Linked DNA regions of Homo sapiens: region 1 is linked to region 2. The links are chromatin contacts, found by Hi-C or POLR2A ChIA-PET in ENCODE. All regions are on one chromosome and are shown on one strand. The core of a region is the stretch at or near the end of the contact, and the rest is flanking DNA. Distances in the headings are between cores, read along the strand shown.

Region 1 (4,852 bases), core at 1,424-3,923, 160 kb before region 2:
CCAGTTTCCATGGCAATGGAAAGGCTACAGGACCATGAACAGAGGGGACTGAGGAGGGAGGTGCCCTGGGGAGCAGGATCAACCCTGGAATTTCAAGGTCCAAGGGACCGTAGGTTTCCTCTAATCCAGATGTTCTCTCCTGGGGTCAAGTTCACCCCCAGGGAACATTTGGTGATGACGGGAGGCATTTTTGGTTTTCATTTTGCTTAGGGGGTGGGTGCTACTGGCATATAATGGATTGAGACCAGAACTATTGCAGGATGCCCTGCGGTGCACAGGTCAGCCTCCATAACAGAGTTATCCAGCCCAAAATATCAACAGCGCAGAAGTTGAGAAGCCCTGATGTAGTTTAACCCTGTTCTGGGTTAAATTTTCTCTACAACATTCTCCCACCCCCACCAGAGCTTCTTTCAGTCTTTGCTTAATCACTTCCAGTGATGGCGAGCTCACTACCTCTACAGGCAGCTGGTCCAAGGTGATGAGCTTGCACCAGTGCCAGAGCTGGTGAGACACCCAGGGGAAGTTAAGCAAAAGCCTCAACAGCCAGACAAGCAAGTGCTTGGCTGTCACTGAAGGGCTTCAGGAGGAGCAACCCCTCCCCGCCATCCCGCCCCACCACACACACACCCCCCAACTTCAGGCTGTCCTTAGATTCTCCTCCATAGAGGGGTCTCCAGAAACCAGGGGCCCGGGAGGAGTTCAGAGGGTCCTGTTAGTTCTTGCCCTAGGATATCTCAGCCTGGAGCGGCAGGGTGGGAGTAGGGAGAGGCAAGAAGGAGGCAGGACTTGGCCACCTTAATTTCTAGAAGTAAAATTAAGTTTCTGAAATATGAAAGCCTGATTAATGATTTGCATGTGGAAGTATTTAGGGGGAAATGTATGTATTCTGAAACCCATCGAAAAATAGAATGGATGGGTAGATGGAGTAATGGGTGGATGGGTGGATGAGTAGATGAATAGATGGATGGGTGAATGAATGCGTGGGTGGGTAGGTGGATGGGTGAATGGATGGATGAGTAGATGGATGGATGGGTGAATGATGGGCAGGTGAATAGGTGAATGGATGGATGGATGGATGGATGAATTGATGGGTGGGTGGGTGGAGGAATGGGTGGATGGATGGGTAGATGGATGAATGGATGGATAACTGGATGGATGGGTGAATGGATGGATGGGTGAATGGATGAATTGATGAGTGGGTGGGTGGAGGAATGGGTGGATGGCTGGCTGGCTGGCTGGATGGATGGATAGGTGGATGGATGGACGGATGGATGAATGGGTGAGTGAATGGTCTAATGGTTGGATGGGTGGGTGAATAAATGCACAGATATGTGATCAAGCAAATATGGAATATTTTTTCTTGTTGTATGATGAAGCCTATGTCACAGATAAGGAAACAAGGGCCAGAAAGGTTAGGGGAATCACTCAAGGTCACCCAGCTAGTGAATCATGGGGCCAGGATTTGCACCTGGACTGGTTTTGCAGAGCCATTTCTGCACACCCCTCTGGAACTCACCTCTCCCATTGGTAGTTATTGAGGGGCATGGCTGCTCCAGGGTTTATATGGGAGAATCGTCCCGGCAGCAGCCTCACCAGAAGGGTTTGTCTTGAGGCTGCATTTGCAGGGCACTCTGTACAACAGCCTCGATGGTACCAATGGGAATAGTGAGATGGGAACAGGTTAAAGGTGTAAACTTAGGGAAATCAGATGCTGTTCCTGACCAAGAGCTCCTTTAGATGCCAGAACAAGAGCAGTGCGTGGAGACAGGCAGGCCCTGCCCTCATGGAAGTGGCACTCTATTTTCCACCTCCTCATTATTATTTTACCAGCAGGTTCTAAAGCAAGGGTTCTTAACCCTTTTCATGCCATGGATCCTTTTGCCATTCCATTGAAGCCTGTGGATCCCTGCCCAGAATAATGTTTTAAATGCATAAATAAATGCATAGACTATAATCAAAGCCAGTTACGTATATAGCTCTAGATGAGATTCAGTGATAGGGGTTTCTTTATAGCACATTAAATAACCAGCTCTAACCTTCCCATCTCCTCTGCTAGAGGTGGGCCTCTGTGGGGCGGTCAGCTGCTGTGGAATCCTGCAATTCTGGTTTAGTGCATTAACCCCAAGGGGTCAGATGGACCTGGGTTCGAATAGCAGTTCACAAGCCGGGGACCCTGAGTAATGACATCCCCCAGCCTGGCTTTTCTCATCTGTAAAGTGGGGGTGATCACGGTGCCTGCCTGGAAGAGGAGGTAAAGACAGTGCTGCTATGAGATGTCTGTCTGGACACTAGCTGCGGGGTCCCTATCGAGGTCTCTGTGAACAGCAAAGTCACAGCTGACTGATCCCCCTGAGTCCAGGATCTGTGTGTGTGAGTTAAAGGTTGGTGAAAACAAACATATAAATTTTTCTTGCTAGGTTCATGGGCCCCCAAAGTCCTCCATGAGTCCCACGGAAATCCCTGCCCCTGGGGGAATCAGACATCCACTGCCTGCACCAGCAGACACTCTTGGCCTGTCCTTGTCCTCCAAGCAGTGGGAACTTTTAAACCTCTTGAGCCCAAGTGACTGCAAGAATGTCCAGGCTGTTAGAGGGCAATGACACCCGCCCCTCCCAACCCCCACGGGCCAGCAGGCTGATGTTTTGCTTTCTGTTCAGCCTGGAAGGGAAGAAGGGTCAGCCCTGAGCCGAGGACAGGCCTGTCAGGGTCCCTCAGACCTTGAGCTGGCAGCTGGGGAGAAGCGAGGCTGTTTTTGTGCCTGCTGAGTCCCTGGGGCCAGCCAGCCAGGAAGGCCACCCAGGGCCAGGCCCCTCTACTCACCAGCCAGACAGCTGTTTTCTTGAAAGTCCTGGCAGGATGGAAAAGCTCTGGCCTGGCCGGGAAGTGGAGACATTACCCAGCTGAGTGATCCCAGCTGTGGCTGGGGCCCTAGGCGTCTCTGATGTGGTCCGAGGCTGGGTGTCTGCCTTACCCATGGGGGAAGGAGTGTTGCCCACTCACCTCCCTGCCCCTGGGGCCCTGGCATCCAGCCCTGCTGCTCCTGCCCGGGCCAGAGGGGAAAATCGAGGGCACTCGGGTAGGGGAACAACCAGGCAAATGGCAGGGGCCGTCCAGATTCCTGGGCGGGGAGGAGATTTTGCTGACCAGAGAGGAGCGGCCCTTCTGAGGAGACGCAAGCCTCGCGCAGCCTGTGCCACCGGAGTTTAGCAGGGTTCAAAGCCTGTTACTGGCTGAGCGGTAGGGGGCCACTCCTGTAACCTCTAGCATCCTTTCGGTGGGGATCGTAGGGCATTCAGTCCTAAGAGCGAGCAGGTGCGACAGAACCCGCATGGGGTTGGGGAGAAAAGTGCGCCAGCGCTAATTAACAACAGTTGCCCTCTGGGCCCCGGCTTCCCCCATTGTAAACTGGGAAAGCCGGCCTCTAGAACTGACCTGACCCCTCCCTCTGCCCTGGAAACAGAGCCCAGCCTCCTCCTTGTCCAATCATTGAGCCTCCTGTTCTCCTTTAAAAGCTCATTTGGGATCAGGTGCAGTGACTCACACCTGTAACCCCAGCACTTTGGGAGGCCGAGGCGGGAGGATCGCTTGAGTCCAAGAGTTCAAGCCTGAGCAACATGGCAAAACTCCATCTCTACAAAAAATACAAAAAGTAGCCGGGCATGGTGGTGCATGCCTGTGGTCCCAGCTACTTGGGAGACTGAGATGGGACGATCGCTTGAGCCCAGGAGGTCAAGGTTGCAATGAGCTGAGATTGAGCCACAACACTCCAGCCTAGGAGACAGAGCGAGACCCTGTCTCAAAAAACAAAAACAAAAACAAAAACAAAAAAAGCACTGTTTGGTTTAGTTTTGTGCATGGAATGTGGAGAAAGAACAAGAGCATCACCCCCCACGTGGCCTCCACCCCATCGAAGTCCAACTCCTCTGATCCATCCCAGGTGGGGCTGCTTCCCCTCACACACATCCTCACTCATCATCACACCAAACAGACACTCACAGCGGGCACCGGACTGCGTTTCCCACCTCATGTTGTTCCATTAGGCACCAGTGCACGTTACGCTGTCATTCTCGTAAACGCTGCTTGTCCTTGCAACATTATTTATTTATTTTATTTATTTATTTATTGCTAAATAGCTGTTTCTCTCATTGTGAGAGCCGTACATACTCATTGCAAAATATTCAGAAGATCGAAAGTGTAACGAGAGGAGGGAGGGCAGGAAGCCGCCATCGTCTCATGACCCAGGAATCATCACCGCGAGCCCCGTGGTGCGTGGATTGCCAGATCGTGATTTTCAAAACTCTCCACATAAATGTATTGATTGATTGATTTCCAAATTTAAGATCATACCTACAGATCTGCTTGCCGCTATATATATTTTTACATCATATGCATGGGTATGCACAAGTATAAGCATACACTGATATATATTCACACTATACATCTACGCATATAATGTTTTTATTTCATTTTATACTCGTACACTTCCACTGAGATTAGGACAGCGAGGATACTAAAATATGTCACCTTTAGAATTTGTGGACACACACGGGCATCTTTTCAGATGTGGCGCTGTCTTTCTGGCTTGCCCCTATGTGAGGCCTCTCCTGCTAGCCCCGCCTCATCCAATCTCCTCTCTTTTCCACCTGCCCCATGCTTTGGGCGCTGACCTACCCCACCCCACGGACTCTCTGCCTTTCAGTTGGATTTGCCCAACAGGAGACTGGGACAGAGCAGAGCGTGGGAGGAGAGCGGGGTGTGCCTACCCACTGTCTCCTCCTGGACGCTGGCGATGGGCGGGAGCCTCCTTCTCTTCTGAAAGCCTCATTTCTGTTTGGGCCTACGGGTGGTCCCA
Region 2 (4,444 bases), core at 908-3,407:
TCAGCAGAGCTATATTCAGTATTAACCTTAAACTCACTCACTTGGAAAGAGAAAACACCACTCAAGCTAACTGGGGCTTATCTTAGGCTCCATAAAGAGGTTCTCTCTAAGGATTCATTTCCCTCACTTACTGTGCTACACATGTCTGAAAACTGTCAGTACTCATGATCAACATTACCAAAATATTCATGAACTAGAAAGATTTTTTTTTTTAATTACCAAAATCAGAAGCAAGGAAAGGTAACAGCTGTTAAGATATTTGACACATTTCTACAAAGTGACTATTAAAGAGATATTTAAAGGGGAGGGGGCAAAATAAAGGTGAGCCAAGGGAAAAAACCCTGAAAATACAGTATATACAAGGTCCATACATCAATGGGAAAAAAATGGGGCATTATTGCTGGTCTACCCTCAGGGCCACTTTTAGGTTCCAGGAAATTCCTTGTTCGGATGTGTTAGTCTCACATTTCCTACCCTTACTACCCACTCTTCGCAGAGACTTTTCCAGAATAACCCAAAAGTACTAAGCAAAAAAGAAAATAACTATAGTTTCTGTTATGAGAAAAAGGGCATCTCTCCTACATAAATGTTCCCAGTTAACTTTTCATTGGTGAAAACAGAAGCCAGGTCTGAGGGGGGCCGCTGGATCGCTTTAGCCCGGGAGGTCGAGGCTGCAGTGGGCTGTGATTGCACCACTGCACTCCAGCCCAGGTGACAGAGTGAGACCCTGTCTCAAAATAAAAAAGAAAAGAAAATCTGTCTTTAATGCTGCTCTCAGGGCTCAATAAGCCTAGACACTACAGTAAAGAGTTCATTAAGGTGACTAACAAGAAAACTACTAACAAAAAAGGCACGTGTAAGTCTTGCTAACCAACGGACTGCCTCAAGAGGCTGTCTGAAAAGATATGCTTGGCAAGCTAAGGTCCATTTTAATTTGCTTAAGTTTCTCAGGCATAAGAAAAAAAATAATGGTCAATGAGACCTGCAAAACTATATCCAAACTCAAATGAATGCTAAACTCTTTCTAGACTCCGGGAAACTAGGCAAAAGCAGACAAACAGCACCACTGTGTGGGCTCCTGACGAGGATGGCGGCAGGCATTCGCAGTCCACCGCGATGAACACGGTGCTTCCCTTCCAAACCGGTGTCTGGAACTTAGGCAACAACAGATACCTGGATCTGCGGCGTTCTCTTGCTCAAGCGGGAAATAATCACTTCGCATCATCTGCGTGGAGTAAATATTGTGATGGTGACACCTGCACGTTTAACCAAATGCCAGCACACCTAAGCTGGGTTTCCAGTCTGAACCGGCAGAAAAGGGATGTATTCGGTATTCCTGGTGCCAAGGTGAGAACGTAATCGCAAACCCAAGAGAAGTCTCCCACCCCAGCTCCTGGGCTACAGACAGGAACTGGCAACACCGCTGTGGGCCGTCCCGGGCGCGGCGAGGCCGGGGCCCAGCACATTCCCCTCCTCTCGACCGAGGCACTGAGGTCTGTAAGAGGCACTCGCACCCGGGCGGGCTCCCTCGACGGGAAAACCAGCCCTGAAGGTGACGCGCTGGGTCCCGGCGCAGCCCCGCTTCAGAGCCGAACGGCCCAGCGCGGCCCCGGGGGCTGTTGGGCCCCAGAAGCGCGACCCTCGCCCGCAGCGCGCTTGCGGGGGCGGCGGTGGCCGGGGTACGGCAGGCACCCCGCCGCGGAGGGCGCGGGGTGATTCAGCAGGCCCGGGGCCCCGAGCGCACCGGCCCCCGCCCGCCCTCCGCCGGCTGCCTCCTCCCAGGCCTCCGAGAGGTCCGCAGGCCGCCCCGGCCCAGACCAGCCCCTGGCCCTCCCGGCTCGGTCCCGGCCTGGGTCCCTCACGGGGCCCCGGGCCCCGCATCCCTCGGCCCCGCCGGCCGGCAGCCACCGGCCCCGCTCGGCCTCCCGGCTCGGCCCCGACCCCTCACGGCGTCCCAGGCCCTGCCGCCCTCCACAGCTCGGACCCCGGCCCCGCCGCACCCGCCGCCCTCGCGGCGACACTCACCGAAGGTGCGGCGCTGCTTGAAGGTCTTCTCCGACGGCATGGTGCAGGGATCTGGGCGGCGGCGGCGGCGACGACGCGAGGGTCCCGGCGGCTCCCGGGGGCGGCGGCTGCTGCGGCGGCGAATCCGACTCTGGCGATAGCCACTTCCCTTGTATCTCCTCAGCCCGCAGCCTGGTCAGGTGACTCGCGACGCGTCACCGAGGGGCGGGGCCAGAGCCGGCCGGGGCCGCCGCCATGACGGGCGTGGCGGAACCCAGCAGCGGCACGCAGCGTGGGGGCGGAGCAGGTGTGTGCGCGTGCGCGATGGGCGAAACGCGCGCTCTGCGCATGCTCCCGGTCGTGCCCCAGCCCCGCCCAGCACCGCTGGGCGCCTGAGGCCCCTGAGGTGACGGTTGTGGGCTGGGCCGCACCCCGGGTCTGTGGGCGCTCGGGAGCCTGCTGCCCGGCCCTGAGGAGATGGCAGCGCGGGGCGGGGGAGGCTGAGCCACAGGCGGGGTGTCCCGGGGCACTCTTGAGGGAGGGGTCAGAGGAAGGGACATGGGGCAAATCCGACCATCCTTTCCCCTCCAGAGAGACTTGGTGGTGCTGCCCGAGACGCCGGCACCCGGGGCTGAGGCGCGCAGGGCAGGCCGCGCCGTCTCCGGGAGGCAGGGTCGCCGCTCGCCCGTGGAGCCCTGGCCCCCTCTGCGTGCAGGGGCGCGCGTGGTCCGTGGGTGGCTTCCGGGGAGTGGCCGCTGGTGACCTCCGCCCGCGGTCACTCGACGCCCAGCCTTGGCGCGTTTGCGCAACTGCTTTTGTCCCGAGCCTTCATTCTGGGCGCAGTCCCCTCTCCCAGTCCCCCTGCCGCGGCGCCTGGAACTCTCCTGGTGGCTGTAAGATTTTCCTACCGTTAGGTCGTCTGTGGCGACTGCCAGGCCTGCCCCACATCGCTAGCCGCCCTGTCTACCCCTCAGCCTCCCAGCCACTAAACTCGCTGGACAACCTTACGCTAGTGACAGTTTTTGAGTCTCAGACTCATCTGTGAAAGGGCAGTCATATTTGAGGACTCCAAATGGGCTGCAGTGCGTAAACCACCATGCGATATTTGGTTGCTATTGCCCACCTCAGCCTGTGGCCAATGTGTCTCTGTAGGAACAGCACTAGATTCTTTGGGGTTTTTTTGAGACAGGGTCTTGCTCTGTTGCCCAGCCTGGAATGCAGTGGCACGATCATAGCTCGCGGCGGCCTCGGTCGCCTGGGCTCAAGGGATCCTCCTGCCTCAGCCTCCCGAGAAGCTGGGAGTAGAGCCGGGATCTCGCTGTGTTGCCCGGGCTGGTCTTGAACTCCTGGCCTCAAGCAACCCTCCCGCCTCGGCCTCCTTAAGAGTTGGGATTACAGGCGTGAGCCACTGCTCCCGGCTATTTGGCTGTTTTTGTTCTTTAACATCTAATACTTTGAAAGAGCCCCATAGTTCCAGGATTTCTCCTTTTGACTTTGTAAAAGCCTTTCTTCTATCCCAATTGGATAAAGTAATTGGATTAGGCTAATACACTCTACACTGTAAGCTTGAATCATACAAAACATGAAAATAGCGGGGGGCGGTGGCTCCAAGCCTGTAAACCCAGCTCTCAGGGAGGCAGAGGCTGGGAGGATCGCTTGAGCCCAGGAGTTTGAGACCTGACTGGGCAACATAGCAAGACCCCGTCCTCCACAAAAAAGAAGAAAAAAAGTATGAAAATATATTTCTCGCGCCAGGTGCGGCGACTCATGCCTGTAATTCCAGCACTTTGGGAGGTCAAGGCAGGAGGATCACGAGGTCAAGAGTTCGAGACCAGCCTGGTCAACATGGCGAAACCCCCATCTCTACTAAAAATACAAAAATTAGCCGGGTGTGGTGGCAGGCGCCTGTAATCCCAGCTACTCGGGAGGCTGAGGCAGGAGAATCGCTTGAAACCGGAAGGCAGAGGTTGCAGCGAGCCAAGATCCTGCCACTGCACTCCAGCCTGGGGGAAAGAGCGAAACTCCATCTCAAAAAAAAAAAGAAAGAAAATATATTTCTCAAAGTGCTTTTATACAGTTGGGATTTCTTCTAGAGAAGCCAACTACTGTCATAGATCCTTGTATAATTAATTTACTCCCACCATCAGAAGAATGACGTTAGTTGTAGTTCTTTATTACACCACTGTTTATTTTATTTATTTGTTTTTTGAGACAGAGCCTTGCACTGTTGCCCAGGCTGGAGTGCAGTGGCGTGATCTCAGCTCACTGCAACCTCCACCTCCCGGGTTCAGGTGATTCTCCTGCCTCAGCCTCCCCAGTAGCTGGGAATACAGGTGCCTGCCACCACGCCCAGCTAATTTTTGTATTTGTAGTAGAGAGAGGGTGTCACCATGTTGGCCAGGCTGGTCTTGAACTCCCGACCTCAGGTGATCCACACGCC

The links. A loop is a pair of places that touch in the nucleus more often than their neighbours do. ChIA-PET counts read pairs that join two places held with the same protein, here RNA polymerase II (POLR2A). Pooled maps may share reads with other maps.
Region 1: a map of tibial artery shows a loop between it and region 2 (2.1-fold over the local background). The contact joins the enhancer-like site here to the promoter of MAP1LC3B in region 2. A Hi-C loop is called at or near these places in 8 of 168 maps with a recorded cell type or tissue (aorta, ascending aorta, dorsolateral prefrontal cortex and 4 more), 1 of 37 single-sample maps with no recorded cell type and 13 of 50 pooled maps. POLR2A ChIA-PET finds 5 or more read pairs at or near these places in 1 of 52 experiments (WTC11).

The regions. Positions count from the first base shown.
Region 1 is chr16:87,555,117-87,559,968 of GRCh38, reverse strand. No RefSeq gene overlaps it. Among named protein-coding and RNA genes, the nearest start is that of JPH3, 45 kb to the left of the region's middle. RefSeq lists an enhancer at 2,361-2,860. Within about 2 kb of position 2,673, at least 14 of the 41 ENCODE cell types and tissues checked have a DNase peak (open chromatin) inside an H3K27ac peak, as active enhancers do; they include ascending aorta, heart left ventricle and heart right ventricle, where a contact is called at or near this core.
Region 2 is chr16:87,390,049-87,394,492 of GRCh38, reverse strand. MAP1LC3B (microtubule associated protein 1 light chain 3 beta) reads right to left here and starts at 2,157. Exons shown (of 4, transcript NM_022818.5): 1 at 2,026-2,157. The coding sequence starts at 2,065. LOC124903747 (a long non-coding RNA gene) reads right to left here. Exons shown (of 2, transcript XR_007065168.1): 2 at 4,172-4,444. It also overlaps a transcript of FBXO31 not described here. RefSeq lists enhancers at 975-1,024, 2,241-3,199 and silencers at 1,645-1,774, 1,885-2,054, 2,075-2,724.